Regions from separate parts of the Homo sapiens genome. Here region 2 is linked to region 1. Evidence: chromatin loops called from intact Hi-C (ENCODE). Cell type or tissue: Calu3. All regions are shown on one strand. Each heading gives the region's core, and the rest is flanking DNA. Links, peaks and the distances in the headings are about the cores only. Region 1 has its middle 110 kb from the start of LINC00457. Region 2 has its middle 120 kb from the start of NBEA.

What was found. Peaks named below come from ENCODE experiments on the same cell type or tissue, not always from the same donor. Only the 100,000 strongest peaks of a DNase experiment are listed, where the experiment ranks them.
Region 2: it touches region 1 in a loop (8-fold over the local background); 1 of 110 quality-filtered maps calls a loop at or near these places.

The regions. Positions count from the first base shown.
Region 1 is chr13:34,746,671-34,749,588 of GRCh38, forward strand. No RefSeq gene overlaps it. Among named protein-coding and RNA genes, the nearest start is that of LINC00457, 110 kb to the left of the region's middle. In Calu3, for the core only: no CTCF peak of the experiment used is centred there; a DNase peak (open chromatin) is centred at 1,671.
Region 2 is chr13:34,825,340-34,828,257 of GRCh38, forward strand. No RefSeq gene overlaps it. Among named protein-coding and RNA genes, the nearest start is that of NBEA, 120 kb to the right of the region's middle. In Calu3, for the core only: no CTCF peak of the experiment used is centred there; no DNase peak of the experiment used is centred there.

The DNA.
Region 1 (2,918 bases), core at 168-2,667:
GTTTTCTGGTTCCTTCTCATTTGGGTAGGCTCTGTCAGAGTGAAAGTCTAGGGCTGAAGGCTGTTACTCAGATTTTTTTGTCCCACAGAGTGTTCCCTTGATGTAGTACTCTCCCTCTTTTCCTGTGGATGTGGCTTCCTGTGATCCGAACTGCAGTAATTGTTGTCTCTCTTCTGGGTCTAGCTACTCAGTGAGTCTACCCAGCTCTAGACTGGTGCTGGAGGTTGTCTGCACAGAGTCCTATGATATGAACCATCTATGGGTCTCTTAGCTTTGAATACCAGCACCCGTTCCGGTGGAGGTGGCAGGGTGTGCAGTGGACTCCATGAGGGTCCTTAGCTTTGGTGGTTTAATGCTCTATTTTTGTGCTGGTTGGCCTCCTGCCAGGAGGTGGTGCTTTCCATAAAGCATCAACTATAGTAATGTGGAGTGGGACCTGCGGTGGGCAGGGCCCTAGAACTCCCAAGATTATACGCCCTTTGTCTTCCACTACCAGGGTGGGTAGGGAAGGACCATCACGTGGGGGAGGCGTTAGGCATGTCTGAGCTCACTCTCCTTGGATGAGACTTGCTGCAGCCGCTGTGGGGGATGAAGGAGAGATTCCCAGGTCACTAGAGTTGTGTACTTCAGAGGATTATGGCTGCCTCTGCTGAGTCATGCAGGTTGTCAGGGAAGTGGGGGAAAGCCAGCAGTCACAGGCCTCACCCAGCTCCCATGCAAGCTAAAGGTCTGGTCTCACTCCCACTGTGCCCCCTCAACACCCCTAGTCTGTTTCCAGACAGAGGTCAAGAGGGTCTTGAAAACTTGCCTGAGGCTGTCTGGACCCCAGCTGTGAAAGAAAAGGGCTTTGGTTTATCCCCCCGCCTGTGAAGTCTGCAAGCAGGATTCATGCCCTCCCCTGAGTTCTGGCCAGGAAGATTCTTGCCCTGTTCAAATTGTTACAAATTCAGCTACAGAATTCCTTATCCCTTTGGAGTTTTGCCCCAAGCTCCTCTGGCCACCATCCTGATAGATCCCTGTGGTGCCGGGCAGGAATGGGCTGCCTGGGGACCCAGTGAGCTCCCAGGGCCTTTCTGCTGCTTCCTCTACTGCTGTATTTCATTTGGCTTGGCTCGCTACCTTGACTGAGCTCAAGGTAAAGTCAGAAACCTCTCCCACAAACAGATCTTCATCTTCTCCAGTGGGGGTGTGTGTCCAGGAGAAGCGGGTCTCCCTTTCCCACTTCCACAGTTGGGGCACTCACAGTATTTGGGGTGTCTCCCAGGCCCTACAGGAGCAGTCTGCTTCCTTCAGAGGTTCTGTGGGTCCTCTCAGGATTCCTGGTTTGTTCTTGCAGTTGATCTGGAGCTAAAATTCACAATGCAAGCCTTCGCATGCTGCTCTATCCAGAGCTGCAATCTAGTCCTGCCTCCCATCCTCCATGATCCCCTAATCTTTGCATCGTCTTTTTTTTTTTTAGACATAGCACAGAAAAATGCTTGTTTACTTGGCAGGCACCCTGGTAGCCAGATAGAAGTGCTTGGGCTGAGCCAAGTGCCTTGGTTACAAGTACGTCATCAGCCACAATTAAACCAGGAAATACAGGGCTCTCAGGAAGTACACTCGATAACGAAGCCTCAGTGAGCCAAAATTAGCCAATAATCAGCGCTACTCTTCATCCTGAAATGATGCAACCATATTTTACAAGGCAGTCCAGTAGTGGAAGACAGGCCTGAGGGACACACTAGACCCCTTGTCTAGCTTTGTCACCAGCTCACATGATTTTAGACAACCAGGGTTAAATGCCTTCCCAGTGTTTCAGCTTCTCTTTTGCAAAGTCTCAAATCTAGCCATCAGTGGCAGGATTTATAAGTTCATATGAGTGGCAAATTTATTGGACAATGACCTCTTTAATGCCAGGAACATTGTTTTCTTCTTTACATACACTGAGCACAATGCTTGGTGCAGTAGCCATTGAACTATTATTTGCTAAAAATTAACAGTCAGAAAACTAAATGATTAATGAGACCTATTAGTCATTAGCTGTTTGGACAAGCTTTCTGGTTGTCCATTGATACTATTAAGCACTGGGCTAGGAATGACTAGCCTAAGATCACTTATAGAGTCACATGGAAAAGTCTGGGGTGGCATTCTAGCCACAGAGCTATGCAGCCTGCCCAAACAGGGCTGTCTCCGTAACACATGCTCTCCTCCTACCAAACCAAAAAGAAAAGCAGCTTGGTTAGAGTCTTAAGATTCCAAGGCCCACTTATTTCTGGTTACTTGCTTTTGGCAGGCACTGCATAGATATCAAAGAAGCAGTGCTGAAATTGAAGAGATTTATCATTTTCATTCCTAGAAAGTTCATAGGAATCATCATGTCTTGTGGTACATGAGTACAGCTGGAATTCTTTGTATCCTAAAGAGGAGAAACACACAGGTGACCAAGGTACTGAGGCACCATTCCGAGAGAACTATAGAATCTTGTTTCTGTCCTCTAGTGATTTGCAATCTAATGTCTTCATGACTCTTTAAGGAAAGAACACCTACGGTTAGCATTAAGATACTGTTAACGAGCATGTAGGGAAGCATAGGTTCTGAAGTGAAAAGAACTGGTCTTACTAGTTTTGTGACCTCGGGCATATAACTTCGTCTCTATGGGCCGCAATTATCATAGCAGTTCCCATCTCTCAGCTTTCCTGTAAGACGCAGATGAAATCACGTATGTTCAGAGAGGCACTGCAAACTATAACACACATTATACTTGCTAGTCATTATTGTTTTATAGATACTTCTTTCTGCATATCCAAAAGGTAGAGATGTGAACTTCAAAAAAATGCTCAATTTAAAAGCAGTAATTCAGAGAACCATGACCGCAAATTGGGAGTGAATTCCAGCAAGACAGTGACCAAAAACTGAATGCTGGATTTAGCTAGGTG
Region 2 (2,918 bases), core at 217-2,716, 79 kb after region 1:
ATTTCCTGGCATTGATCTAGTGTTTGGTATACGGTAAGAATAAGACCCAAGATCCCTCTGTCATGGAACCTATATTCTGGTGAAGGCAAGCAAAATAAATAAACCAACAAACAAAAGAGATTATTGCAGAAAGCATGATTAAGAAAATAAGCAGAGGTAATATGGAATGAATATGAGTGAATCTTAAAGTGCTAGGGAGGGAGTGGAAAGCAGGAAAGATAGCAGAAGCCTTCTCCTGCAGGACAGCCAGCTCAGGACTCTATATTTCATTTTATGGGCAATCAAAAGTTCAAAGAAGTTGAGAAGTTAAATAAATTGCCCAAAGTCCTACAGCTAATAAATTCTACAGGCCAGGCTAGAATCCCATATCATTGTCTGTCATTACTATATAGATTTTCTTTTCAACTGAAACATTGGAATAAGGTACATGTTTATTTTTATTTTATTTTATTTTTTTTTTTTTGAGACAGAGTTTTGCTCTTGTTACACAGGCTGGAGTGCAATGGCGCAATCTCAGCTCACTGCAATCTCTGAGACTACCTCAGCCTCCCGAGTAGCTGGGATTACAGGCATGCGCCACCACACCCGGCTAATTGTGTATTTTTAGTAGAGACAGGGTTTCTCCATGATGGTCAGGCTGATCTTGAACTCCCGACCTCAGGTGATCTGCCTGCCTCAGCCTCCCAAAGTGCTGGGATTACAGGCGTGAGCCACTCCGCCCAGCCGGTGCATGTTTATTAAACACGACCATTAGAACACTGATCTTCTCCATTTGCTGCCATAACGCTCCCCAGAATCAACTCTGTGAGTGGCTAGAGGACATCTTACTCTTCTACTTACCCACACTCATTCTATCCTCAGCTCTGCCACTGGTGTTCCTCTTTGTTGAAAGAGATTTTCTACAAGTAAAGAATAAAATAGTATTGACTCTAAAAAGAAATGTTATACTTCCTTGTAGCCTAGCTTTAAAATAAACAACTTCTATTCCATACAACATAAAAAAAATACAAACTGAGTAAGTAATAACAGACAAAAATACAGAAGAGTTCTGTCAAACAATAGGGATGCTGTTTTTTCTGACCTTTGCTTTCCACTGAGGTCATGTGCAGCTTACATAAATATTACGTGAAACTTGTTTTGCAAAGAATCACTGTCTATGATGATTTATAAAGACAGAAGTCTGCTGGCAAATCTACCTTTTAACATATTACAAGCTTTTCTAGCAAGAGGAAGAAAGTGACCCTTTCTTGCTAAGCAAATGGGCATATCCTTTCATGTAGGATTAAGACCTTAACGCAGCTAATGTGTGCAGTTCAGATTTATCAAAGCTTCTTTATGAAAGAATGTGTCAGGTGACAACATGTGTTGCAATCCAGTTGAAAATCCAAGCTTTATTGGTTAAATGAGCAAGAATAGGTTATGACACAAAGTTTATATCAGGAAAAAAAAGTTCTTTCCCTTTAAAACATTCTCATTTAATCTTTTGCAATAAAGAGCTGTTGTATAATTAAATAGTAAATAGACATTCTTAGCCTTTAAAATGTTTTATGAAAAGTGGCCAATTTTGCTTAATATATTTGCTCCATCAACAAATAGTTGCTGAACAACTATTATGTGCAAAGCCCTTTAATAGGTGCTATTAAAATTGTAATGTGTCATTGTGAAGTTGAACATTTTCTTACAGATTGGTCTGGTATAATAAAAAACACCCTATGTGAAAATATTTCACGGGCTTTAGGAAAGTTTTAACTTATTAAGAGTCCCATAATTACTGCCAGGGGGCCTCTTATGGTTGTCACTTAGAATTGACCTCAGATAATAACACTTCATAAATACACTACTTAATGTAAGACAGCGGGAAGTAAAAAGAACTTTTCATGGATTTGCTTTGCGCAGGATCATCTTCCATCTCTCTTATATCTCCTCCGCTTCCTTTTTAGTTATTCCATAGTCAACACATTTTTGTTATGTGTCAGGCACTGTGCTTGATGTTGAAAATACAAAGGCGAACAAGAAAGACAAGATTGCTGCTGTGTGAAGTTTACAATCTGGTTGGGGAGATAAACAAATGATGCAGTAACATGAAGTTCACAAGCATTGTGACAGGGAACACAAAGATCACCATTAGGGCACAGAGCAGAGGCATCAAAACCCAGTCTCCAGCATAGCACTGGGAGACGGAAAAGGGGAAATGCAGGAAAAACATCCCAGAGGAAGAAATATTTATCTCACCCCTCAAAAATTCCCCAAATTCTCATCATCACTAGGGGAAGAGCCCAGATTTTGAGCACAGGTTTTGAAGCCAGTTCCATCTGACTCCTCTATATCATACTGCTGGGCACTCCGTTGCCCCTGGATGGGTCATTCTTGAATTGGTCTTACTTCCTTAAATCCATGACTTTATGAGCCTGAGGGAGCCCCAAGGAAGGTGCTACCCCAAGCTGTAATGTTATCGCCACCACTCCATTTGGTTGCTTTGGTTTTAGGAGTGAATCTCAATTTCTATTGAGACTGGAGTACTCTCCTAACCCCAAGTAGTTTTTCCAGGATCCCAATTCATTGGCCTAGCTCTTACAAATTCTCCCACTCCCATCCTCACTCTTCCCAGGGATCAAAGGGCTCAGCCCTCAGAACTTCCACTGCAAGATGGAGTCCTATTCTATCATAAGATTTGCCTCTCATTTCACCTCACCCTCAAATTGAACCCCCAGAAAACATCATTTCCTGGGGAAGGTACCCACATCTCAACTACTGCTGGCTAACTGCCAGTTGTCTTCTCACTTAGGGTGGGAGTGTGTGTCCATTAAGATTCTTTGGTTGCTTACAACAAAAATCATTTTGAGCTTCTTTAGTGGAAGAAAAATTAAGCACACTGGGAAAAAAGTTGAGTAGTTCACAGAGCTAAAAGAAAATCTAAC